Regions from separate parts of the Homo sapiens genome. Here all the other regions are linked to region 1. A link is a loop called in an ENCODE intact Hi-C map of the cell type or tissue named here. Cell type or tissue: B cell. All regions are shown on one strand.

Evidence for each region. A loop is a pair of places that touch in the nucleus more often than their neighbours do. Peaks named below come from ENCODE experiments on the same cell type or tissue, not always from the same donor. Only the 100,000 strongest peaks of a DNase experiment are listed, where the experiment ranks them.
Region 2: a loop joins it to region 1, with 35 times the contacts of the local background. A loop is called at or near these places in 2 of 110 quality-filtered maps.
Region 3: it touches region 1 in a loop (3-fold over the local background); 12 of 110 quality-filtered maps call a loop at or near these places.

The regions. Positions count from the first base shown.
Region 1 is chr17:17,832,313-17,840,312 of GRCh38, forward strand. SREBF1 (sterol regulatory element binding transcription factor 1) reads right to left here and starts at 4,674. Exons shown (of 19, transcript NM_004176.5): 1 at 4,415-4,674. The coding sequence starts at 4,505. RefSeq lists enhancers at 3,549-4,450, 4,451-5,353, 5,354-6,255, 7,897-8,000 and silencers at 4,053-4,332, 4,523-4,682, 7,675-8,000. In B cell, no CTCF peak of the experiment used is centred here; DNase peaks (open chromatin) are centred at 2,279, 4,039, 4,709, 7,929 and 1 weaker place; H3K4me3 peaks cover 3,121 bases; H3K27ac peaks cover 4,132 bases.
Region 2 is chr17:16,969,112-16,977,111 of GRCh38, forward strand. TNFRSF13B (TNF receptor superfamily member 13B) reads right to left here and starts at 3,007. Exons shown (of 5, transcript NM_012452.3): 1 at 2,904-3,007. The coding sequence starts at 2,964. It overlaps LOC284191 (a long non-coding RNA gene), which reads right to left. Exons shown (of 3, transcript NR_148948.1): 3 at 6,888-8,000. RefSeq lists enhancers at 4,439-4,608, 4,679-4,728, 6,777-6,906. In B cell, no CTCF peak of the experiment used is centred here; DNase peaks (open chromatin) are centred at 1,280, 3,020, 4,870, 6,340 and 2 weaker places; H3K4me3 peaks cover 6,175 bases; H3K27ac peaks cover 7,960 bases.
Region 3 is chr17:17,691,571-17,699,570 of GRCh38, forward strand. All of the region lies in intron 1 of RAI1 (retinoic acid induced 1), which reads left to right. It overlaps LOC124903943 (a long non-coding RNA gene), which reads right to left. Exons shown (of 2, transcript XR_007065650.1): 2 at 5,980-8,000. Among named protein-coding and RNA genes, the nearest start is that of RAI1, 14 kb to the left of the region's middle. RefSeq lists enhancers at 1,386-2,100, 2,101-2,813, 7,159-7,677, 7,678-8,000 and a silencer at 3,012-3,441. In B cell, no CTCF peak of the experiment used is centred here; DNase peaks (open chromatin) are centred at 191, 511, 1,921 and 3,131; H3K4me3 peaks cover 2,157 bases; H3K27ac peaks cover 3,664 bases.

The sequences.
Region 1 (8,000 bases):
GTTTTCTGTTCACATTACGATCCTCCATCCAAGCAGCCAGAGGGAACTGAAGCTCGGTGTGCCCCTGCTCTGACCCCCGACTGTCCTCACATCTAGCCCAGCTCTGCACTCTGGCACTCAAGGCCAGCCTGGCCCCCTCTTATCCCTCATGTCTCTCAAGGGACCTGGCATTTCCACCCCCAAATCTTCAGACCTTATCAAACCTGCTCAGCTCCACTCCTGGTAGAAGAAGCTTCAAAAGCAGGCTCGACCTCTGACCAGCAATTCCCCTCCCAGAACCTCATCCTAGGAACACAGTGAGGATCCGGGCAAAGACTGGCCTCAGTGGCCAGGCACAGTGGCTCACGCCTGTAATCCCAGCACTTTGGGAGGCCGAGGCGGGCAGATCATGAGGTCAGGAGATCGAGACCATCCTGGCTAACACGGTGAAACCCCGTCTCTACTAAAAATACAAAAAATTAGCCAGGCATGGTGGCACGCACCTATAGTCCCAAGCTACTCGGGAGGCTGAGGCAGGAGAATGGTGTGAACCCGGGAGGCGGAGTTTGCAGTGAGCCGAGATCGCGCCACTGCACTCCAGCCTGGGTGACAGAGCAAGACTCTGTCTCAAAAACAAACAAACAAAAAAAAAAAAACAAAGAAAAAAACCGGCCTCAGTGTCCACTGCAGCAGTTTATAAAGATAAAACAACCTAGGTGTCCATCGACAGGGAATCAGGTGGGTAATAAGAGGAAACCTTACTGTCGTCTGGCTGTTGACATGGAACCAAGCAGATTCCAATCAGCTGTGAACCAATGGACCCTATTTTAATTTATAAAAATACAGATCCAGCCGGGCGCGGTGGCTCACGCCTGTAATTCCAGAACGTTGGGAGGCCGAGGTGGGCAGATCACAAGGTCAGGAGATCGAGACCATCCTGGCTAACATGGTGAAACCCCATCTCTACTAAAAATACAAAAAAATTAGCCGGGCGTGGTGGCAGGTGCCTGTAATCCCAGCTACTCGGGAGGCTGAGGCAGAACTGTTTGAACCTGGGAGGCGGAGCTTGCAGTGAGCCAAGATCGCACCACTGCACTCCAGCCTGGGCGACAGAGCAAGACTCCGTCTCAAAAAAAAAAAAAAAAAAAAAAAAAAAAAAATATATATATATATATATATATATACACACACACATACAGATCCACAGCTGCCCGGGGCTGGGAGCAGGAACAGGAACTGACTAAAGAAGTATAAGGGATCTCACTGTGTGATAAAAATGTTCGACAGCTAGTAATTGTCACACAACTCAAAAAGTTAACTAAAAATCATTGAATGATATACTAAAAATGGGTAAATTTTGTGATACATAAAGTATACCTCAATAAAGTCGTTTTTAAAAAATTGATGAAGGCCGGGCATGGTGGTTCATGCCCTGTAATCCCAGCACTTTTGAGAGGCTGAGGTGGGCAGATCACCTGAGCTCAGGAGTTCGAGACCAGCCTGGCCAACATGGCCATCTCTACTAAAAATACAAAATTTAACCAGGCGTGGCGGTGCATGACTGTAATCCCAGCTACTTGGGAGCTGGAGAATCTCTTGAACCTGAGAGGCAGAGTTTGCAGTGAGCTGAGATCATGCCACTGGACTACAGCATGGGCAAAAGAGCGAGACCCTGTCTCAAAAAAAAAAAAGTTTATGAAGAGTGTGCACCCATCCCCAAACACATATAAACACACAGAGAGAGAGAGAGAGAGAGAAGAAAAGCTCTTTCACATAATTAGCAGGGCTTATCTCTGGGTGGTAGGTTTAAAGTTTTTTTTGAAACAGAATCTCACTCTGTCATCCAGGCTGAGTGCAACGGCATGGTTATAGCTCACTGCAGCCTCTAAGTCCAGGCTCAAGCAATCCTCCCACTTCAGCCTCCAGAGTAGCTGAGACTACAGGCACATGTCACCCACACCCAGCTAATTTTTTATTTTTGTAGAGACAGGATTTTGTCATGTTGCCCAGGCTGGTCTCAAACTCCTGGACACAAGTCATCCTCTTGCTTCGACCTCCCAAGTGCTGGGATTATAGGTGTGAGCCACCACCCCAGGTCTAAAGATTTTATTTTCTTCTTTTTGCTCACTTGCATTTTCTAAGTTTTCTACAATGAAAAAAGATGTGTGTAATTGGGAAGAAAAACAGGAAGTTTGAATAAAAACTGAAAAATCCTCTACTGAAGTGGGTAAAGCTGAGCCCTGCCTAGTGAGAAGGGGCTGCCCCCAGTCTTCAAGGGGCTGGGACTGCCCCCACTCTCTCATAGACTAGACCTTGGGCCACATGGCTGCCCATGCCTGGCCTTTGGTTCTGGAGAGACAATGTTTTTATCCATGAGTCAGTAAGAAAGGTCTGTATCAGACCTCTGGCCCAGACCAGATTCTGTCAGTAAGAAAGGTCTGGGCTGGGAGCGGTGGCTCACACCTGTAATCCCAGCACTTTGGGAGGCTGAGGCGGGCGGATCACAAGGTCAGGAGATCGAGACCATCCTGGCTAGCACAGTGAAACCCCGTCTCTACTAAAAATACAAAAAATTAGCCAGGCGTGGTGGCTGGCGCCTGTAGTCCCAGCTACTTGGGAGACTAAGGCAGGAGAATGGCGTGAACCCAGGAGGAGGAGCTTGCAGTGAGCCAAAATTGCGCCACTGCAGAAAACAAACAAACAAACAAACAAAGGTCTGTATCAGACCTGTGGCCCAGAACGGGTTCTGTTGTCCAACTTGCCCATGAAGGGAGGGTTTGCATCATTTTTCTGGAGGTGGAAACTAAGGTTTAGAGGGTGAGAGGGCTTGAGCAGGATGACAAAGGAAGTGAGGAGTGTCCAGGTTCAAGTTCTGACCCCAAAGCGCATGTCCTCCTGGCTTGGTCACGTTGCCTCTTGGGACTACACTCACTGGGCCCAGTGATGTGGAACTGGTAGTTGAGTCAGGCCCAGATCTCCCTAGGGCTTGGGATTTCAGGGTTCATCACTCCAGAGGGCAGTGAAGGACAACCCCTCGTGCCAGGGATAGGGGAGGCTGTTTTGGAAAAGCCTCACAATCAGGGCCTCTCCTCTGGGGTCCTCCCCTAGCCCAGCCCCAGGGGGAAGGAGGGAGGGCTGGGAAGCTTCTGGGGCTGGCAACCAGCTGGGCTCATCTGCAAGGCTGCAGTAGGGCAGGAGTGGTGGTGGCATAGATATATCTGTTTTGCCAACCCCAGGGTGGCCACGGGTTCCATGGACATGTCCATTCAGGCTGTGAGTCTAGGCATCTTGTTCCTGCGACCTTGGCCTCAGTTTCCTCATCAACCAAGTGCAACTTAGCTAGTGCTGCTAAAACTCCTGCACAGAAACCATGCAGGCAATTTGCTAGGGGCTTCCGTTTGCTCTATCTACAAAATGGAAGCAACGGGCCTCCTAATTGGCACTTGGTGCCACCATTGGCCCCAAACCCCTTCTCATCACAGCCAGGGTGATGCTCCAAAGATGGAAGCCGGTGCCACTGTTCTGCTCCGCCCTTTCCCTGGCCGACCAAGTCGGTTTGCGTCCTCCTCCTCCCTGACCTCACTCCTTTGCAAGCCTCTAACTCCTCACACTTAGGCCCTGCCTCGAGGCCTTTGCCCTTCCCTTGCCGTGGCCTGGAAAACATCTTTCCTTGCTGGTCCTGGGGGTGACCCTCAGGTCTCAGCTTAGAAGTCCCTGACCGCTCTACCCAAAGTAGCCACATCCCTGCCCTCCCCCAGCCTCGCTCCACCCAAGGTACAACTAAATACCCGTTTGGTTTCCCGGGAGATTTTTGTGTTCCCTAAAAGAGGGGGTACCCAGGTCTGTCTGTAAACCCTCGGTGCCTAAGACGGGGCCTGGCATTCGGTGGATGTCAGTGAATGAGTGCGGAGGCTGTGCCCGTCGCAGACCGGGAGAACCCGACACGAGGCGGGGGAAGGGCGCGAGGCAGCGCCCATGCGCATGCGCAAGAGCTCCGACGCCGAGCTGAACTCTCGGGCCGGAGGGAATGACCGTGAGTAACCTCGCAATTACGTCACGGCTGGGGCTGGGGCGGAGCTTCGGCGACGCCTGGGTCCCCAGCTTCAGCCGTGGCCATCACAGGGCTGGAGAGTCACCGGTCGGGCGGCACCCGGCCTGGGACGCGTAGAGGCGCACGTGTCCCGGCCCGGAGCCGCCAAGGGACCCCGGCCCGGCCCAGGAGCCCTCACCCACAAGCGCGCGGCCCGAGACGCTAGCGCGGGAACCAGGGAGGCTCGGTGAGGCTCGGGACACCGAGCTCAGAGACACCGGGAAGTCCCGCGCGAGCACAGCACGGAGCTGGCGCCCGTGGGGGAGACAAAGGCCAGGGAGACACCTGCGCGCCCCCTACTCGCGCCACCCGGCGCAGCTTCAAGCCCTGCCCGCCCTGACGCACCTTCGATGTCGGTCAGCAGCGCCGCGTCCAGATCGCACGGCTCGCCCAGCGCCTGCTCCAAAGCCGCCTCGCTGAAGGGTGGCTCGTCCATGGCGCAGCCGCCTCCTCCGGGAGGCCCGCCGGGCCCGCCGCCTCGTACGGCCCTTCCTAGGGAGCGCCGCCGCGGCCCCGGCTCTCAGTCGCCGCCGCCGCTCCGCGCGTTCGTGTCCTGCCCTGGCCTCAGAGGCGGCCCGGCGCCGGCGAAAAGTTCCTCGGAAACTGGGTTCCCCCGGCCGCAGCTCTGCTGGGCGGTCGAGGCGGAGGCGGGGCCTTTCGGGGAGGACCCGCCCTCCCAGATAGACGGCCCCGCCCCACCTTGAGAGAGCGGGGGACCCCTGATCCCCGGTCTGCGCCACAAATCTCCCCTCAGCCGGCCCCTCCTCCAGAGCGCCCTCCAGTCATTCATTTTATCCAGCCTCGCGCACAATGGCAGCGGCCTCTGGCCGGCTGCTGCGGGAACGCGGGCAAGCCGAGCCCCCTCTCTGGGCCTCTGTTTCTCCAGCACCAAGCAAGGAAGCCGAGTGGAAGCCCCAGGCCTGGGCCCATCCCAAACTTCATTTCCTCATTTCCTAGATTTGACTCTTTAGAACAAGACAGACCAGGATCCAAGTTATAGGGGTCCCAGGCCTGCTGTGTTGTGAGCAGGCCTGATGTAACTGCTGGGCCAGTTACATCACTCTGCCTCAATTTTCCTCATTTGTAACATGGGCCTAATGATGCTTTCTCACGGGCAGGCTGGGAGGCTAGTGACAATGTGGAGGGGAGCATGACCTGTGAGATCAGCCTGCCCCCTCTCTGCAAAGAAACCAGAAGATTGGCCTCTTGAGGACAGGAGTGGCCAAAGAAAGAGGCTGGAATTTCGTCATCTGGTTTCCTCCCAGATCCAGCTGTAGGGATAGGATACCAGTGGGCCCAGTGCAGCTCCTGAAGGAGGAAGCCAGTACCCAAGGAAGACTGGCCCCAGGGCTGTCTGACCCCAGATTTGGCACTTATTCCCAGGAGCAGCCAGGATAGGGGCCGCAAGGAAGAGGTAGCTGTGCTTTAGATCAGAGCCAGGCTGCCCTGGATCATCACAAGCTGGGACTAGATCAGAGCAGGCAGCCCTGTTGAGAAGAGGGCTGGAAACCGAACCTGGTTCTGTGGCCTAGGGACAGAGCCAGGTGGGGCAGGAAGGAGGGAAGGGGTCCCAATGAGGTGGGTTGAAATAAACCAGAATTAACATTCAGGAATCTGAATGTGATAAGGCAGTGAGCTCCCTGTCCCCAGAGGTATGCAAGCAGAGAGAAGCACCCTTGGTGGAGGGCAGTCCAGGAAACTCATCAGGGGCCTGGGCCTCAGGCCTTCCCGACCCCAGACCTTCATAAGTCAAGCCATCCTGCAGACTGCCTTGCTCAAACTCCAGATATAGCCTATCTGGCCACGCCCTAAGCAGGAGTAACATTCATGATGCATTTTAGAAGGGGTGTGTGGGGGAGAGAAGCCACAGAGCCCAAGTCCCTGGGGCTCAGCCTGGACATCCAGCTCCCTTTGTTCCTCTCCCAGAAGTGGCTGCGGTGGAAAATTACCCAGAATAGCGGCGCCAGAAGTCATAGGGGTCGCCAAACCACATCTCCCCAAGTAGCCCTGCTCAAGGGTCCACCCAGGACCCACTCCCTCCAGATGAACAACTGCTGGAGAACACAGAGAACAAAGCTGGCTTCTCCTCAGTGCCCCACCCCCACCAACACTCTAGAGGCTGCAGGAAGCTGGTGACTTCCCTGAAAATTTAAACAGCCCTTCCCAGGGAGGGGGTGGGATAGGAAGTGCTGGGTGAAGCCTAAATACCATTTTCTTCAGAGCTAGGCAGGTGATCTGGGTTTTCACCTGCTTGCTGTGTGACCTGGATCCAATACCTCACTTCTGAGTCTCAGCTACTGTATCTATAAAATGGGAATAACCCTTTCTGCAGTCCCTCTGCAGAGGCAGGGAGGGTGTTTTGGAGTCATCATCACAACAGATCTGCCTCACTGTTTTTTGTTTTGTTTTGTTTTGTTTTTTGTTTTGAGACAAAGTCTCTCTCTGTCACCCAGGCTGGAGTGCAGCGGCATGATCTCGGCTCACTGCGACCTCCACCTCCCAGGTTCAAGCAATTCTGTCTCAGCCTCCTGAGTAGCTGGGATTACAGGCGCACGCCACCATGCCAGGCTAATTTTTGTATTTTTAGTAGAGATGAGGTTTCACCATTTTGGCCAGGCTGGTCTTGAACTCCTGACCTTAGGTGATCCACCTACCTCGGCCCCCCCAAAGTGCTGGGATTGCAAGTGTGAGTCACTGCACCTGGCTATCACTGTTTTTGTTGTTGTTGTTGTTGTTGTTGTTGTTGTTTTTAAGACAGAGTCTCGCTCTGTTGCCCAGGCTGGAGTGCAGTGGCACAATCTTGGCTCACTGCAACGTCGGCCTCCCGGGTTCAAGCATTTCTTTTCCCTCAGCCTCCCGAGTAGATGGGATTACAGTCATGCACTACCACGCCCGGCTAATTTTTGTATTTTTAGTAGAGATGGGGTTTTGTCATGTTGGTCAGACTGGTTTCGAACTCCTAGCCTCCAGTAATCTACCCACTTCGGCTTCCCAAAGTGCTCGGATTACAGACGTGAGCTACTGCACCCAACCCGCCTCACCGTTTTTAAATGGGTTACCACATATGTAAATAGAATAGCTCAATAAATATTCACTCCATAACTGCAGGAGTTAGGGGAAAGGGAAAGAAGGTAAGACAAGGTCAACAGAAGACCTGCACCCCAGAAAATCCAACCCCCATGGGGCACAGTCCAACGTGGGGGTGGGAAGAATTTACATCTTTGCCACCAAAGAAACAAATCTTTGCCCCACAGCCTGGGATTACCAGGGCAACCCTCAACGTGAGGGTAGGGGAAAACAGAAGAGGGGATCCATTTTTCAGGGGGAACATGCTTGTCTTGGCAGTTTCTCTCCTCAAAGATCCTGAGACCTCCAAACAAGACCCTCGGGCCCCGGTTGGCTGGGGAGCGTTGAGCACGCCCAAGGAACGTGGACACAAGCCCCTCTGTAATGGTGTGCCTATCAGGGGTCAGGGATCCAGCCTGGTCCACGGTGACCCCGGCGGGCAGGTTCGGCACAGTTTACTTGCTGAGCGCTTACAGAGTGTTCAGTGCGGTTTAAACCCATTCACTCCTCTCGACAGCCTCAGGCGGTTGAGGCTGTTACCATCCCATTTTACAGATGAGTAAATTGAGGCACGTGGAGCGGGACGGTGAAGCGACTTGCTCAGGACCTCACAGCACTGCTGCCCCTGGTTTTGTCTGGACTGGAGGTAGCCGGAGAGCCGGGGCGGCTCCGCACGCGCGCGGGCCAGGGCAGCGGCTGGAGACCCAGGGGAGCCGGGGCGCAGAGCCAGACCAGCCCCGCCCCCGCGGGCCCGGCGCAGCCAATGGGCGCCCGGCCCGGAGTGGGGTGACGCGGCGTCAGCGCGTAACTCCCGGGAGCCCAGCCCTGGGTCACATGCGCCGCGCCCGCTCTACCCGGGAGGTAG
Region 2 (8,000 bases), 860 kb before region 1:
GCAGCTGCTTTGGAAAGCATTTTGCAGTTCCTTAAAATGTTAAACATAGAATTTATCATATGACCCAGCAATTCCACTTGTAGGTATCTATCTACTTAAGAGAAATGAAGACATGTTCACCCAAAACTTGAATCCAAAAGTTCATAGAAGCTTTCTTAATAATCACAGTGACAAAAAAAGTAGAAACAACCCAAATGTCCATCCACCGATGACTGGAAAAGCCACATGACATATCCATAAAGTGGAATGTTACTTGGCCACAAAACTGAAGCAAGTACTGATACCTGCTACAACATGGACGGCCCTTGAAAACATTATGCCAAGTGGAAGCAGCTAGTCACAATACATCACATATGATTCCATTTATGGAAAATGTCCAAAACAGGCAAATCTATAGAGACAGAGAGTAGATTAGCCTGGGGCTAGGGAGGAATGAAGACTGACAAAGTTTCTTTTTGGGGTCATCAAAATCTTCCAAAATTAGCTTATGGTGATGGTTGCACAACTCTGTAAATATACTAAAAACACAGACTTGTATGCTTTACACAGGTGAATTTCATGGCATGTAAGTTATATGTAAATAAAGCTGCTTATTCTAGGGGAGGTGGGAACTGGGCAGATGGAGGACAAGGAGGAAGAAAAGACTTTCTATTATATATCTTTCAATACTTTCTGGGTTTCAAACCATCTGACTATACTATCTATTCAAAGGCAAATCTAAAATCAAAGGATCAAACAAAATTAAAGGCAGACCCGATTCTCCCCACTTTTGGGTTGGGGAGCAAAGAGGGAGAAAGCCACCACCCGCCGCATATCACCGTGAAGGGTTGGTTGAGTGGAAGGTGGGCAGGACGTTCTATGTGACAAGGGCAGCCTTGGAGATGTTCCAAGACCCATTCATTGCCTGGACCAAAGCCACCAAAAGCCACTGGACCTGACAGAGAGACAGTGCCTGACTGACCAGACAGCAGATGCCAAGCTGACCAGAGGGCCTGTCCCCGCCCCCTCCTCTACCACCATGTGGACCTACATAAAATCCCAGAACCATCATCAAGTGCCAAAGGAGGGCAGGAAAACCCCATGACTGACACCAGCCAGGCAGAATAGAAGCTTGAGAGAGAAGCTTCGTTGATGGAAAGGGAAGAAAGGGAACACCTCTCTGACACTAGCTGTGTGGGCTGGGCTCAGACTCTGGGCCGCCACAAATTTGGATGCAGGATGGAGACTCTCTCCTGCACCCCGAGACCAGAGAGCAGCCAAGGAGGGTGATTCTCAGAGCCCTCTGCTTGTGCCTCCTCACGGGCTTGGCCGGTTAACAGGTGCTGCACCAAGAAAGAGCTCTGTGGTCGGATTAGTTTGAAAAACACTGGGTTAAAGAAAGTCAAGGCAGTTTTTTAACCGCAGGGCTTCTCAGAGCCTTTCCTCATGACTCCCCAAGAGGGGGTCTGGTAGTTTCATCAAAGCACTTTTGTGTGTTTGAGGGATGTCTGGTAGGAAAGACAGTCTTCTTCATTTTACACTGAGGGGAAGCGGCTCAGCCAAGGTCCCAGAGTGGGCCAGTGGACAACCGGCCAGGGCTGATTCGGCAGCACCAGACAGCTTCTGCCACTGCCAGGTCACAGTTCTAGCTGGGTCCTGACTCGTGGCCCCAGAGCACTGGGCAATTTCATCCTGTGTTAAGGCAGCCTCTGGTCACTGCCTTGTCCAAGTCTCTCAGAAACTTTACATATTTGAGCCCCTGGCTGTGTAGATTCTGGGGACTTGGTGGCTGGACACAAAAAAGGACTGAAGAACAAATTTGCTCCCTGCCTGAGGTGTGGGACAGAGCAGCAGGCAGAGGCTGTGAATCTAGGCTGTGCCCCGGGTCCATCTGGCCATGGGTTCTGTCTGCACTAAAGGACCTGGGGCCCTTTCATAAAACCTTAGAAACCCACCCTGATGAAAATGCTATACGGGCCGGGTGCCGTGGCTCATGCCTGTAATCCCAATACTTTGGGAGGCTGAGGCAGGTGGATCACCTGAGGTCAGGAGTTTGAGATCAGCCTGGCCAACGTGGCGAAAGCCTATCTCTACTAAAAATACAAAAAATTAGCCGGGCGTGGTGGTGGGCACCTATAATCTCAGCCACTCGGGAGGCTGAGGCAGGAGAATGGCTTGAACCCGGGAGGCGGAGGTTGCAGAAAGCCGAGATCATGCCATTGCACTCCAACCTGGGTGACAGAGCAAGACTCTGTCTCAAAAAACAAAAACAAAAACAAAACAACAAAACAAAAAAAAAGAAAGCTATAGGATAAATATAAATATAAATATATAACAGAAAAAATGGGTGGAAACTGTTATAGATTAAAACATAGCCAAAAGTCTAATGTGGGACAGGCTGATTTGAACAAGTCAACTGAGAAAGACATTGGTGAGACAGTTGGTACAGTTTGAACCCTGGCGGGCTATGTGATGATGTTCAGGAATTGTTGTTTCAGCAGGGGTGAAGGTATGATGCTTAGTTTTTTGTTTTGTTTTTAGGGTTTGTGTTCTTAAGGAATAAATCCTGTGGTCTCCACAACTCAAACAATCTGGTATTTGAGATTAGCATTAAAATGGTCCAGCGGGCATGTAAGGGGGAAAATGGGGGCTGTGCAGGGGCCATGGTGACAAAGGGAATTCCTGCCGGTGTGGCCAACCCTGCAACCTCAGTGGCTTCTGTCACGGAAGGCAAGCCCCACATCCCAGAGGCATCCAGACTCGGGGCTCTCCATGTGCAGGAGCTTGGGGAGGCTGGGACTGCCCCAGTGTGTGGATCTGCTGTGGGCTTTGCACCTGCTGGACCTTGCAACCCCCACGGCACTCAGGCCCAACCCTCCTCACACCTCCCACCTGCCCTCCTGCCCTCCTGCCCGGCTACTCACAGCGCTCCTCCTGGTCCACACGGCTCCGGCCACCTCGCCTGCTCCGGCCCAGGCCACTCATTACTCAGGATGCTTATTACTAGTCTTAGATTTGATTAGTGCTTGGGCTGCACTTCCTGGGTTTTCCCCTCAACCTGTTGGATGTAAATCAGCCACACCCACTCCCGCCCCCATGCCTGTGCATTGGGTCTCAGGAGCCCAGGTGGGTGGCTGCGGCCCAGGCTCCTGGCGTCCCATGGGGTACACACAGAGCAGTGGAAGGCCTGCCGGGCCTTGCGATGAGGTATTGACTATGGGATGGCCCAGGCTCTTCTAGATCTGGCCTTGGCCATCCCTTGGTCCTCATCTCCTGCCCGCCGGCACACACCCCAAGCCAGGCCAGCTCTCCACCCTCCCAGCATCACTCAGGCCTTTCCCTCTTCCTGGGTATACTTATTCTATTCATTGCCTGGTCGGCTCCTCCTGCTCTTCCTTCAAGGCTCCATTGAGGTGTCACCTCCTCCAGGAAGCCATCCCTGACTGTCCCAGCCTGTCAGGTGGTACTCATTCTCTGTATCTCCTTGACCCTCTCCAACACCTAGCAGAGCACTGGAGAGGCTGAACCCCAGGACCGGACAGCCTGCGTTTGAATCTTGACTCTGCTGCATACTAGCAGAAGGCCTTGGTGGCAATTTATGGAACTCTTCTGTGCCTCCATGTTCTCTGTGTAAAACAAGGATGAGGTCGGGCATGGTGGCTCACGCCTGTAATCCTAGCACTTTGGGAGGCCGAGGCAGGTGGATTGTCTGAGCTCAGGAGTTCGAGACCATCCTGGGCAACACGGTGAAACCCCATCTCTACTAAAAAAAAATACAAAAAATTAGCCGGGTGTGGTGGCGCGTGCCTGTAGTCCCATCTATTTGGGAGGCTGTGGCAGGAGAATGAACCTGGGAGTCAGAGGTTGTAGTGAGCCGAGATCGTGCCATTGCACTCCAGCCTGGGCAACAGAGATGCCATCTCAAAAAAAAAAAAAAAAAAAAGGATGAGAACATTGCCCGCCTCACAGGCGGTTATGAGCATGAAATGAGGGAGGGAGCACAGTTACATTCTTAGAGCAGGTTCTTGGCACACAGTAAGTCCTCAATAAAGGCCGTGGAGGAGGAACATTACAGCCCGTATTGCACTGCATGGCGACTGCACTCCTGTGTCTTCCCCATCGTCTGAAACCTCCCAGGGGATGGGAGGCCCAGCAACAGCCAAAGGCGGAGTGAGAGGAACGTAAAAGCCAAAGAAAGCCCATGGGCCCTTAGGAAGAAACTGAAGGACGAGGAGGACATGGAGAGGTGGAGAGGAAGGAGGGAGGCTGCAGGAAGCAGCTGGAGCAGGGTGATGGTGCACAGAGCAGGAGAGGAGATGCAGACGGTCAGCAAACACAGGAAAATGTCCAGTCTCCCAAAAATCAGAAAAACAACTGAACAATGAAAAACTAACTTTCAGCCATCAGGTTGCAAAGTTTTAAAGTTGGTAACATCAAGGGCAGGGGGGTGATCTACAGAAGCATGAACTCAGGGCCCACTGGAGGGAGGGAGCTGGCAGCAGCGTTCTGGAGAGTAACCAGCCAGGGTCAGTTAAATGCACAACACACACCTAACCCACCCCCCAGAAATTCTCCTCCTCCGTGAGCCTCCTCATGACAGCGAGAAACGGGAAACAATGTAAATGTCCATGCAGCAGAGGATGCCTGAATAAGCAGGGTGCACAGGCCAGAGCCAGGAATCTATTGCACAGTTAAAAGAATGAGAAATCTCGAAGCTTTCAGGACAGACGCTGAGTAAATAAAAGTAGCTTATAGCATGAGCCTTACAGCATGATGCCTTTTAGTAAAACAAAACCAAAAGCAAACAACATGCACACACACACACACACAGTACAGCGCTGTGTTGTCTGTGATCACGCACACATGACTGTGAAGCATAAGAAGTCTGCAAAGACATGCATGACGAAACTGGCTCTCGCCGGGTGGGGCAAGAGGGAACCAGGACTGGGGGTGACCGTCAAAGGGGACTTTAGCCCTATTTGTAGGGCTAAACATTTTACATTTAGGGCTTTTACATTTGTAGGGGTTTTACATTTAATTACTTGTTTACATTTAATTACTTGTGTCAATGAACAGTGACAAAACCATAGCTGGGCTCTGGCAGTGGATTTCTAAGAGAGAGGTAAGAAAGAGATCCCATTGCCAGGAACTTTCTGCCTGTTGAAATGGGCAAGCCCAAAGTCACTACAGGATGCCCTCACTGAGTCCCCCCTCACCTCCTGTTTGCATACCCCCAGGGTCAGGGCTCTCACCACCTCACGGAGCAGCTGGCTCCCTGGGGGGTAGCTCTGATGGTTAGAAAGCTCAGCTCTAGCCTGGGCAACATAGCGACCCTGTCTCTATAATTTTTTTTTTTTTGAGACCGAGTCTCACTCTGTTGCCCAGGCTGGAGTGTGGTGGCGTGATCTCAGCTCACTACAACCTCCACCTCCTGGGTTCAAGCGATTCTCGTGCCTCAGCCTCCTGAGTAGCTGGGACTAGAGGAGTGAGCCACCACTCCCGGCTAATTTTTGTATTTTTATTGGAGACAGGGTTTCACCATGTTGTCCAGGCTGGTCTCGAACTCCTGACCTCAAGTGATCTACCCGTCTTGGCCTCCCAAAGTGCTGGGATTACAGGCGTTAGCCACTGCACCCAGCCTAATTTTTTTTTTAATTAGCTGGGTGTGGTGGTGTGCACCCGTAGTCCTAGCAACTTGGGAGGCTGGAGGATTGCAACACTGGGCTGGAGCTCAGGAGTTCAAGGCTACAGTGAGCTATGATCACACCACTGCACTCCAGCCTGGGCTACAGAATGAGAACCTGTCGCAAAAAAAGGAGGAGGAGGAAGAAGAAGGAGAAGGAGAAAGAGGAGAAGGAAGGAGAAGAAGGAAAGACAGCAAGTTCAGCTTTGTCCAGTGAGCAGACTGTGCTTCCAGACTGTGCTTCCATGGGACTGAATGCTGCTCTCTGCAGCCACACACATTGTCCTGGAGTTTTAAAGCCAATACCTGTTATGCCTGAAATGAAAAACAAACAAAATCCAGCCTGATTTGGGGAGTGGCTGAGAATTGAATGACAGAGTTCCCTAATGTCTTACTGCCAATCACAGCTTGTTAATGCTTTTGCTCAAATGCAGTTTACAGAGAATGGATTTAATTTGCTTTCTATTTTCTTTAATTAGATGGTGTAATTTACAGACAGTGAAATGCACCCTTTTAAAATGGGAAGTTCAGTAAGTGTTCTCATACATGCACACCCAGGCAACCACAACTCAGATCACAACTCAGAGCATGCACAGCCCCCAGAAGGTCCCTCACTGCCCCTTCCAGCCAGCACACCCCACTCCATCCCCAAGAGAGTCACAATTCTGACTCCTGCCACCACAGATTCATTTTGCTTGTTCCCCAAACTTTGTATAAATGGAAACATACAAATGGGATCGTTTCATGAAACACAAAAATAGATTCCCCCTCTGCACTGGCTCCCCCAGAAGATTGAACAGGTGCTGGAGGTTTCTAAAGCTCATTCTGAGACCAGCCTTTTTTTGAGCTGTCTCCCAAGAGGATGCGGGATTCTAATTTTAAGCTCCACAGCCAAGGTGACAGAAGAGATTTAGAACCCAGAGTAGAGATAACTCATATACCTTAAGGTTTTGGACCTGGTTCATTTATATATGTATAATTAGCGAGTTAAAATGCACACATAGTAAAGAAAAAAATTCAAGCAGTAAAAGAATATGGCGGAAGTAAATTTCTCTCCTGTCTGGTTATCCTAGGCCCATGATGTCCCTACTCAAAGGCGGCAACCCTTAGTGGACCTTGTTCATACAGCCTCCCAGCAAAGCCTAGGCATTTCTGAGCATGTGCGTGTCGCTAGAGGATATATTTCACCTCTCCCTCCCCCTCCATACCTTTTTTTTTTTTTTTTAACACAACTGCTGGCTTATACAGATCAAGGTTGCTGTTTAGCATGCCACCTTTTCCATTTAGTATAGCCTGCCGGACAGTTCTTAGCTTTTGAAATGAACTCCTACAGTGATCATTGGGAGTAACAACAGGGAAAACTTAGGGCACTGTTCTAAACACGTAACATCTGCTCATTTAATTCACATTTTACCGTCTTTGTCACCTTGAGGGGCATGAGCTCCTTAAGTTAAATTGTTTGAAGAAAGGCAACACTGGCCTGTTGATCAATATTTCCCAGGGAGATGGTTCCACTCTGCACTAGCATGTCCGTGGTATTTTGGCCCTAAAGACCCACATCCCTGCAGGTGCTGTGGTCTCTTTGAGCTCCCTCATGTCTGCCACCTACTCCTGGTCCCTTGAGGCCCTGCTGTTGAACCTCCTCTGAGACAGTTCTGGGTGTAAAACAAAAGGAAGAGTCTCCAAAAGAGGACATTTCTTAGACATGCAGCGAAAGCCCTCATTTTCATTATTGCCATTTACATAGATGACTCAGATGTGCTGAATTTCCTGTTGCTAATGTAGCTGTACATTTGTGCTAATTTCTCAGAAATGCTAGATACCATTATTTTAGCAAAACTCACTTTGAAAAAGCAAAGAGCAGGGTTTAAAATAATAATAATAAGGGTCCCCAGTGTTCTGTGGGAAGATCTAGTTTCTCTACTTTAAAATGTTTCCCTCCTAACTTTTTATTATGAAAACTTCAAAACTTCAAGAAAGTTAAAATTATAATGAAGACTCAGGGACCCTCCACCAAGATTCAGTAGCTCTTCACCTTGGTGTCTGCATGGCTCCATCCATCTCTGTCTCTTCCTGCCTGCCTTCTGGCTGAGACCCTGAAGGCAATTTGCAGACATCCCGACACTGCAGTCCTAAGTGTGTCCACAAGGCACCTCCTAAGAAAATGGACATTCTCTCACATAGACTGTCATGATCACATCTAAGAAAGTCAATCATAGTTCAATAAGACCATCTGACATCTAGTCCACATTTAAATGGCCCTGGTGCTTATAAGACATTTTCCATGGCTGCATCTTTTGAATCGGTATCCCTCTGGGGGTCACATATTACATCCGGT
Region 3 (8,000 bases), 140 kb before region 1:
CAAAGGCTCAGAGGCAGAAAGTGCAGGAGTGTGTTGTGGGTGGGGAGGCTACCAGGCACCTGGTGTGTGCCCGGGGAGAAGTCAGAAAAAGGCCTGGCCTCGGGGGGCCCAGGAAGTGGCTTCCAGAGGTGGGGAGAAGGCAAAAGAGAGGACTAAACCCTTTAGTCTGTTTGAGGGAACTCCAGCCCCCAGCATGTTGCTCTCTGGGGGATCCAGCAGGGCCAGGTGGGCAGTGGGAGCACCCTAGCCCCAGGTGCTACCTTCCAGCCTGGGGCCAAGCCTTTTCCCTTTCTCTCATTTGCAGCTTTCTGATAGGTGGGAAAGAGAAGCAGGAAAAAAGAGCAGAGGAAAAACAATATTTTCATTTCAAACACAGATAGGGGTGAGGGAGGCGGGAAGTAATCTGGTTTATGATACCTTTGAGACAAGCACAGAAAATCCCCACCGTGGCCCGAAATAGCACTAAAACAGACGTTTTGCCAAATCAGACTTAATTGAGTGGCTCTCTTCTTGACTCCAGCAGGATGTGGCTGGAGCTGGCTTTGTTCCCTTGGGGTGACACTGTCCCCTGGGGCCCCTGCCCTGGCTAATTAAACAAAGAGGACCTGGTCTCCTAGGCAGGACAGGAGCCTGGGGAGCTGAACTTGACAGCCCTTGGCCTCTGCCTGAGAGGGCCAGAAATGGTTACAGGGGTTGGGAAGGTGGGGGGTTCCTGACAGGAGGGCCAACTGAGTGAAAGCATTGGTGGGAGAGGCCTGGTTCCTCTAATATGTGAATATCTGTCTCTTTGGATGCTGAAAGGGATGGAGAAAAGCCAGCATTGAGTGCCTACTATTGTGCCAGGCATTGGGTGGTCCTCGCTAAGTCTTATTAACTGCCCTATATCCATTATCAAGGAAACTGAAGCACAGAGAGGTTAAGTGATCTGCCTGAGGTCACACAGCAACCAAGTGGCAGAGCTAGGATTAGAAATCACATCCGCAGGCTCCAAAGCCAGGCCCTGCCTGCTGCTTACCCCCTTCCCCATGTTAGTCACTCATCCATTCGGGAGCTAATTCCTGGCTATGAAATAATATTGTGACCTTGTGGGAAGTGAAGGCTTGCAGTCAGACAGCCATGAGCTTGGCTTCTGACCAAAGCAGTTTTTCTTTTCATGGTTTTCTCCCTCAGAACCTCCTCTTTCCTCATCTATCAAGTGGGCATAATCATGCCTTTATCCTGGAGTTGCTGTAAGGGTTAAATTCAGCACAGAAAGGGATGGAAGGGGAAGGAGGAGGTCCTTGGGCCACCCAGCTTGGCAGGGTGCAATAAAAGAGTCCTAGGTAGAGGGAGCCAGGCAAGATTGCAATATCTCTGTGCCTATCAGTGTTGGGTTTCTTTATTTGAAAGGGGAGAGAGGGCAGACTCCACTCTGCAGGTAGAGAAGGTGGTGTGGAATGCGGGTATTTATTTTTCTTTGCCTGTGAAAGCCCTGTTTTCGCTCAGGCTGTGTAGGGCTTCCCGACACTGCCATGGGTGCGCACATCTGCACACTCTGGGGTGCCTGCCATGCAGAGGCATCTGCCCAGGGTGGGCACTGAGGGCATCCACCATGTGACGCCCCCGTGCAGCCTGTAAGCTCTCATCACAGTGCCTGGGATACCTGGGAGTCCCCAGAAAGAGTGAGGATGGGTGAGGGCCATGAAACCAGGGCATCATTCCTCCACCTCCTCTGATCAGGCCCTCCTGGTCCCATTCATCTCCTTATCTCCTGGCAGCCAGTGGGTTGCTGGGAAGGCAGGGGCAGCCTTCCTGATTGACAAACAAAACAAGCTTGATCACAAAAGGAGAGGGGAGACTGGCTGGGCCTCTCCAGCTCCCCTCCCCGTGCCCCAGGCATCTTTCTTGCTCCACCCAACTGGCACCCTACATTCTAAGATGCTGCGAGGGGGCTCCAAAGCCATTGTCGAAGGTCAGGCCACCCAGGCTAGGAGCCCCTTGCACTGGGGAGGTGGATTCAAGGAGTGATGGGGTTGCCATGAGGCGGCGCTTGCTGCAATGGCCGCCCCTCCTTCCCTTCAGCTGGCTGGGCAGGCAGCTTGGAGAGGAAGCCAGGCGGCAGGTAGCTGAGAAAGACATCGGATCCAGGGGGAGCAGCAGAGAAAGCAAACAAACAGGGCTTTGTGTGGCTGCAGATTGGCGGCTCAGAAGGGAAGCCAGGCCTGTGGTAGGGGGAAGGGAGAGGAAGGAACGGGAGACCAGGCCATTGCTCTGGGCCAGAGATCGGCGGCTGGACCAGCCCGGGCTGGGCGGCCGGGAAGTAGCGAGTGCCACTACGTGTGGACAGGCATCTGGAGTCACAGCCTGGCCGAGTCCCAGCTCTGCCACTTCACTCCTTAACAGATCTGGGCTTGTTTGCCCACCTAATCTGGGCAGTCATTCACACGTAGGACTCGCTGGCTTAGGAGGAGAGTCACCTGTCCTGGCCCAGTCAGTGTCTGCTCTCATCCTACCCTTGTCCCGTCATTGCTGGCAGGACACAGAATCAAAGGGATTCAGGGTCTCCTGGGAGCTGCTAGCCTTGCCGGGTCTCCTGGGAGGGCAGCGACTTCTGCTTAGATCTGTGGGCACTTTGGAGTCTTTGACCGGGGAGGCAGCCGTGCTGAGGGGAAACGGGTTCTCTGCCCAATAACGGATGCCTGGGGTGTAGGTGGGCAGAGGCTGGCATCAGGCCTGAGGAACCAAACTGCCCCCTCCTCGTCGCGGTGGAGACGCACGAGGTGCGGGGAGGAACATAGCCAGGAAGACGGGCCTTCCTGTGGGGAGGGAGGGGCATCTTTTCTGGGGTGTGAGTCACATTCTGGATCCCAGCGAGGGCAGCCCCCAACCTGGCCCACCTCTCAGAGGGCTGGGAGGGCCCGGGCCTCGAGGAAAGGCATAGGTAGGAGCTGTCAGGCCAGACGCCCGGGCAGCTCCACGCTCGCCTCCGAGGCCATTTCCTTTCCTCTCTCCCCGACCTCGAGAAGGGGCGGCGAGAGGGCAAATGCCCGCGCTTCCTGCCGGTCCCGCCCCTCCCCGCCCGCGGCGCCCACCATCTTGGCCGCGCCGGAGCCTCCTCCGCGGTGGCGTCCCACAGGCCGCGGTCGGGGCCCGCGACGCCGACGCCGGGAGGGGGCCCGGGACCTTCGGGGCGCTGAGGCCAGGCGGGGGGCGAGGCGGGGCGGGCCGCTCGCGTCGCCATGGCAGCGCCCGGCCCGGCATGCTTCGCGGGGCCGCGGGGCGGGGCGGGGTGCTGAGGCCCCGCCCCCTGGCGGATCCCGGGTCTTTTTCCGGGAACGCGGGGGCTTCCAGTCCCAGCGTTGCGGCCGGCGCTTGCGGGTTACCGGGCCAGGCGGCGCGCATCTCTGGGCCTCGTTCTCCCACTCCCTGGATGTTTGGGGATAATGAAAGAGAGTCTGTGCGGGTTAGCCTCGGGACGGGCTCTGCTTACCGAGCCCGGCAACCCCACGGCAGGGGCCTCGGGAAGCCGCTTCCGAGGGCCAGGATAATGGGGAGACTGGACCCCTACCGCTTGGGGGCTATTAAAAGTGGAGGCCAGGCGGCCTCTCAGCTGCAGTCTCTGGGTCTCGAGCTCTTCCCCGGAACTGTCCATGGGTCAGTGAGGACCTACCCTTTGCCCTAGGGCAGGAGAAAGAAGGGGGCCGGGACTGCACACCTCACCCGGTCCAGGCCTGGACCCTGCAACCTCGGCCGGCCTCCCTCCAGCCCAGGAGCACAGGCCTCCCCTAGTTGGCAGTCGTTGGACTGTCTGGCTGGGAGGCACATTCCTACCTCCTGAGCTCGGGCACCCCGCCTGCCCTGGGGGAGCCTCTTCCAGAACTTTGCTGCCAACACTGCCCTGTCCCCACCCGGCCTTCTCGTGCCCTAAGTCCCTAGTTACTACTCCACAGCCGCCTTCTTTCCCCTGGTCTTTCTCTCTCTCTTTTTTTTTTTTTGAGCTAGAGTCTCCCTTTGTCGCCCAGGCTGTAGTGCAGTGGCGTAATCTCCGCTCACTGCAACCTCCGGTTCCCAAGTTCAAGCGATTCTCCTGCCTCAGCCTCCCGAGTAGCTGAGATTACAGGCACTTACCACGGCTAATTTTTTTGTATTTTTAGTAGAGACGAGGTTTCACCTCGTTGGCCAGGCTGGTTCCAAACTCCTGACCTCAAGTAATCCTCCCACCTTCGCCTCCCTAAGTACTGGGATTGCAGGTGTGAGCCACTATGCCCGGCCTCCCCTAGTCTCTTAAGAGGCACCGATTCAGCTACCCTTTGTCACCTCCTACCTGTACTGAGTAGGCAGCTAAATTGAATGTCGGCCTTTGGGTCTCCGAAGGGAGGCTGTATGCTGGTTGAGAGGCTGTCCTCGCGCCTTTCTCCCTCCTCACCCAGGGCACATGCACAAAGAGGCTGAGAATCGGCTACAGTTGCAGCAGAAGAGACTCAGGGTTGCCATCGGAAAGAACTTCCCAGTCCTAAGCATTTTGTTCTTAGTGAAATTGTCAGATTATTGATATGTTGGTTGTAGAGATATCCAAAAATACAAGAAAAAAGTAAAAACTTTATAATTCCACCAGCAGTATATAACTACTGTCAACATACTTTCTGTAGATGTATGATAAACCACTTATGATACATCTACGGAGTCATGCTGTATATTTGGTTTTGTAAGGCACTTGGTGGTTTTAATAGCTTTTTTCTCACTATAAAAGGAGGACAGGCTTATTATAGACTTTTGGAAAATATGACAAATTAAAAAAAAATTCACCCGTACTCTCAGTCTCCAAAGGCAGCCACAGTTGTCTTCCCTCAACCCCCCCACCACCCGTTCATGGGGTTTTTCGCTTTGTGTTTTTTGTCTGTTTAGGTATGCCATCATTACTTCTGTATATAGCAGTTGATATTCCGCTTTTCTTACTTAATGCTGTTTAAGATGCTCCTGAACCACGTTCTTGGGAGAACTTCCGAGATGAGGCAGACATTTCTGGGGGTGATTTGTTGGACTGGCTGTTCACTTTCTGAGTTTGTCCTCTCCCTACCTGTAGCCCCCCGACAGAGCCCTTCTCCATTGCCAGTAACCAATGATATGCAGCTTGGGTCAGGGGGTCCTGCTTGCTGGGGGCCCAGGAGGCTGCCTAGTGTGGACAGGGACATGCAAGACTCATGGCCCGATGCTGAGATCTGGGCTCCAATAGTAAGGGGCTTTACTCTGGCCCAGATATGCCAGGTTTCAGGGAGGTCTCAGACCTTGGCCTCATCCTCATTCGGGGCCTCCTTTGCCTGGGCACACTCAGACCCGAGGCCCCTTGTCGATCCTGTGACCCACCTTCTGCTTTGACTTCCTAGGAGTTGGTTTCTGCTGCCCTTGGCTCCTCAGCCCCTCTTCTCTAGCCTCTCTCTGGAGGCATGCAGGCTTGGCACCAGCACAGCCTCCCTCTGCCCAGCTGCCCCTTGGCCCTAGCTACAAGCTGCCCTTGCCCTGACCTATCCCTACTGCCAGGCCTGTCTCTTCTCCCCTATTCCAGAACGGTTCAATTCTAACACATCCAAGCCCTGCGTGAAACAGGCCTTGGGAAATCACAGTTGCCAGGGACGGTTTGGCATTTAAAAGGCATCCAAGGCTTTGGGGAAAAAGCTGAAGAGACAAGAGGATGCAGGGCCCTGTATCAGAACAGCATCTGGATTTACTGGATGGAAAAATCACAGAATGCCCCTTTCCTCGGGAATAACAGTCCTGGCCGAGGGGCAGCGGGTGTGGCATGGGCACGCCATGCCCTGCCTGGCCACCACCTGCCATCACCGCTGTGTACTCTCAGAAATGAAAAGATTAGGGAAAAGATTAGGGAGGGACATTGTCAGCCTGCAGCCAACGGCCCGCTCTAACAGGTTTATTCAGTTGTAAAATATTTAAGACCTGTTTCACTTTACCTGTATCCAGGAGGCAGCCAGGCTGGGGCCGAGATTGATGTGCTGAACATGATTTATTTATCTGGATTTGCTCTTGTGGTCTGGGTGTTACCTGGGTGTGGAATTTAACCAAATGACAAGATGGGTTTGCGTGTGTTCCTGAGCTTGGGGATTGTGTGTGTGTAAAAAGTGAGTTGGGGTTTGTGTACATGGCAGGGGGTTGCTGTTAGGTGGCTTGTGTGTCTGTTTGTCACTGGGACCAACGTGTGGTTGTGTGTGTGTCTGATTTGGGGAAATGAGCTGAGGGTATGGGTGCTTACACACCAGGCAGTATCCACAGCAGGTCACACGTTCTTTGTGTGTTGGGGGCACCTCTGTGTGTGGCCGAGTAGCTGTTTGTGTGCATGTCCTGTGGTGTGAGACCTGGATCTCTCTCACCCACTTTTCATCAGTGGTGGGGCATTGCGCACTGACTGAGTTGCTGGGGCATCTGCTTTTCCATCCGGCCCTGGGTGAGCACTGACAACACCTGACTGTCTTCCAGTAGAACTGGGCCTTCCTGCCCTGCAGTCCAGAGACTAGAGGGAGTTCGGTGGTCAAGGTGGTCCAGGCCCACAGCCATAGCCCTAATGCAAAGCATGGCTCCTACTCCAGTGCGCTGCTGTGGGGTGACCCTGCTCCTCCTCCCTGGACCTCAGTTTCCTCTTCTGCTGCAGAGGGCAGGCGCCCAGGTCCCTGTGGCTGCTCTCACACACGGGCTTCTGGGTGGCTCATGGCAGGCTTAGGGCATTGGGCTGGGGTTTGTCTCCTGCCACTCAAGAGTTGAGTCCCACCAGTACTCAAGAACAGCAAGGAATGATGGGAAAATCCCTGCTTTGGGGCCCAACTCTGGATTCTGGGCGTTGTCTCTGTCCCCCATCTAGGCCCAGCCCTGGCCCAGTAGTCAGGAAAGCGGCAGACAACCCTGTAACAGCCCTCGGTCTCCCCCTCCCCCCACACCCCTTTATATTGAATGTGTCTGTCACTACTTTCCTAATGAGGCTGCTGAGGGCCCCCCTGGGGCAGATACCTTTGCAGACCGGAGGTGAGGGGGTGGGCCAGCCTCAGGGTCAGGACAGGAAGGGGAGCTGAGCCCTTCCCCTGCCTGCACCCCCAGGCCAGCTCAGCTGTGGAGGCATTGAGGCCCCTCTCAGCCCCTGAGCCAGCTGTGAGTGGGCATGAGAGCTTGGGGAGGTAGGAAAGCTCACCCCAGGCACTGAGTTTTCTTTGGCGCTGTGACTCTGTAGTAATAATACTTCCACCTGGTCGATATCTATGTTTGGAGGCCTACTGTGTGCCAGGCACTGAGATCAGCCATGATCTGGATGGACACACAAAATCCCTGCCCTTGAGGGAGGTGTGGCCAAAGGAAGAAAGACATTAATCAAAGAATCAAGTGATCTGAGTCGTGCATTCATGCATGGGAATGCCGGCTGATCACAAGCCAAGACAGAGGCCAGGCAGAGCTTCTCTGATGGAGACAGGGAGTCCTGTGCTTAGACTGGGGGCTGATCCAGGCACTGGGTAAAGGCTCAGCCGGGATTGAAGGAATCAGGAGACCCAGATTCTTGCTGTGTGGCCTCAGGCAACTGCCCACCTTCTCTGGGCTCCTAGAGGCTGGTGGCTTCCTTCTGGCTCCCGTCACCTCTGAGTGGAACTCAGGCAGTATATGTCTCCTCTTCAGTGCTTTTTGCGCTCCCTGCCAGGGCCCTCAAGACATCTGTCGGCAACATCCTTGACTTTGGAATGCTGGAGGCACTGCCCCAGGGGACGCCTGGAGCCAAGCACAGCACCGCTGCCTCAGGCCCCACCTGCCAGTTCCTCTGGGCCCTTTTGCTCTCACAGAGCCACCTGGATCGAAGAAAGCCTGGAAAACATTAAATTGAAGAATTAGTCCCCTATTTTGCCCCAAAATTGCAGAGAAAAGCATTTATTCATGCATTCACTCATTCATTTGCTTGACTAGTGTTTCCTGAACACCTAGTAATTGCTGGGCACACTGCACTCCATGTTGGACTGAGATGGCAAAGTGGTGGT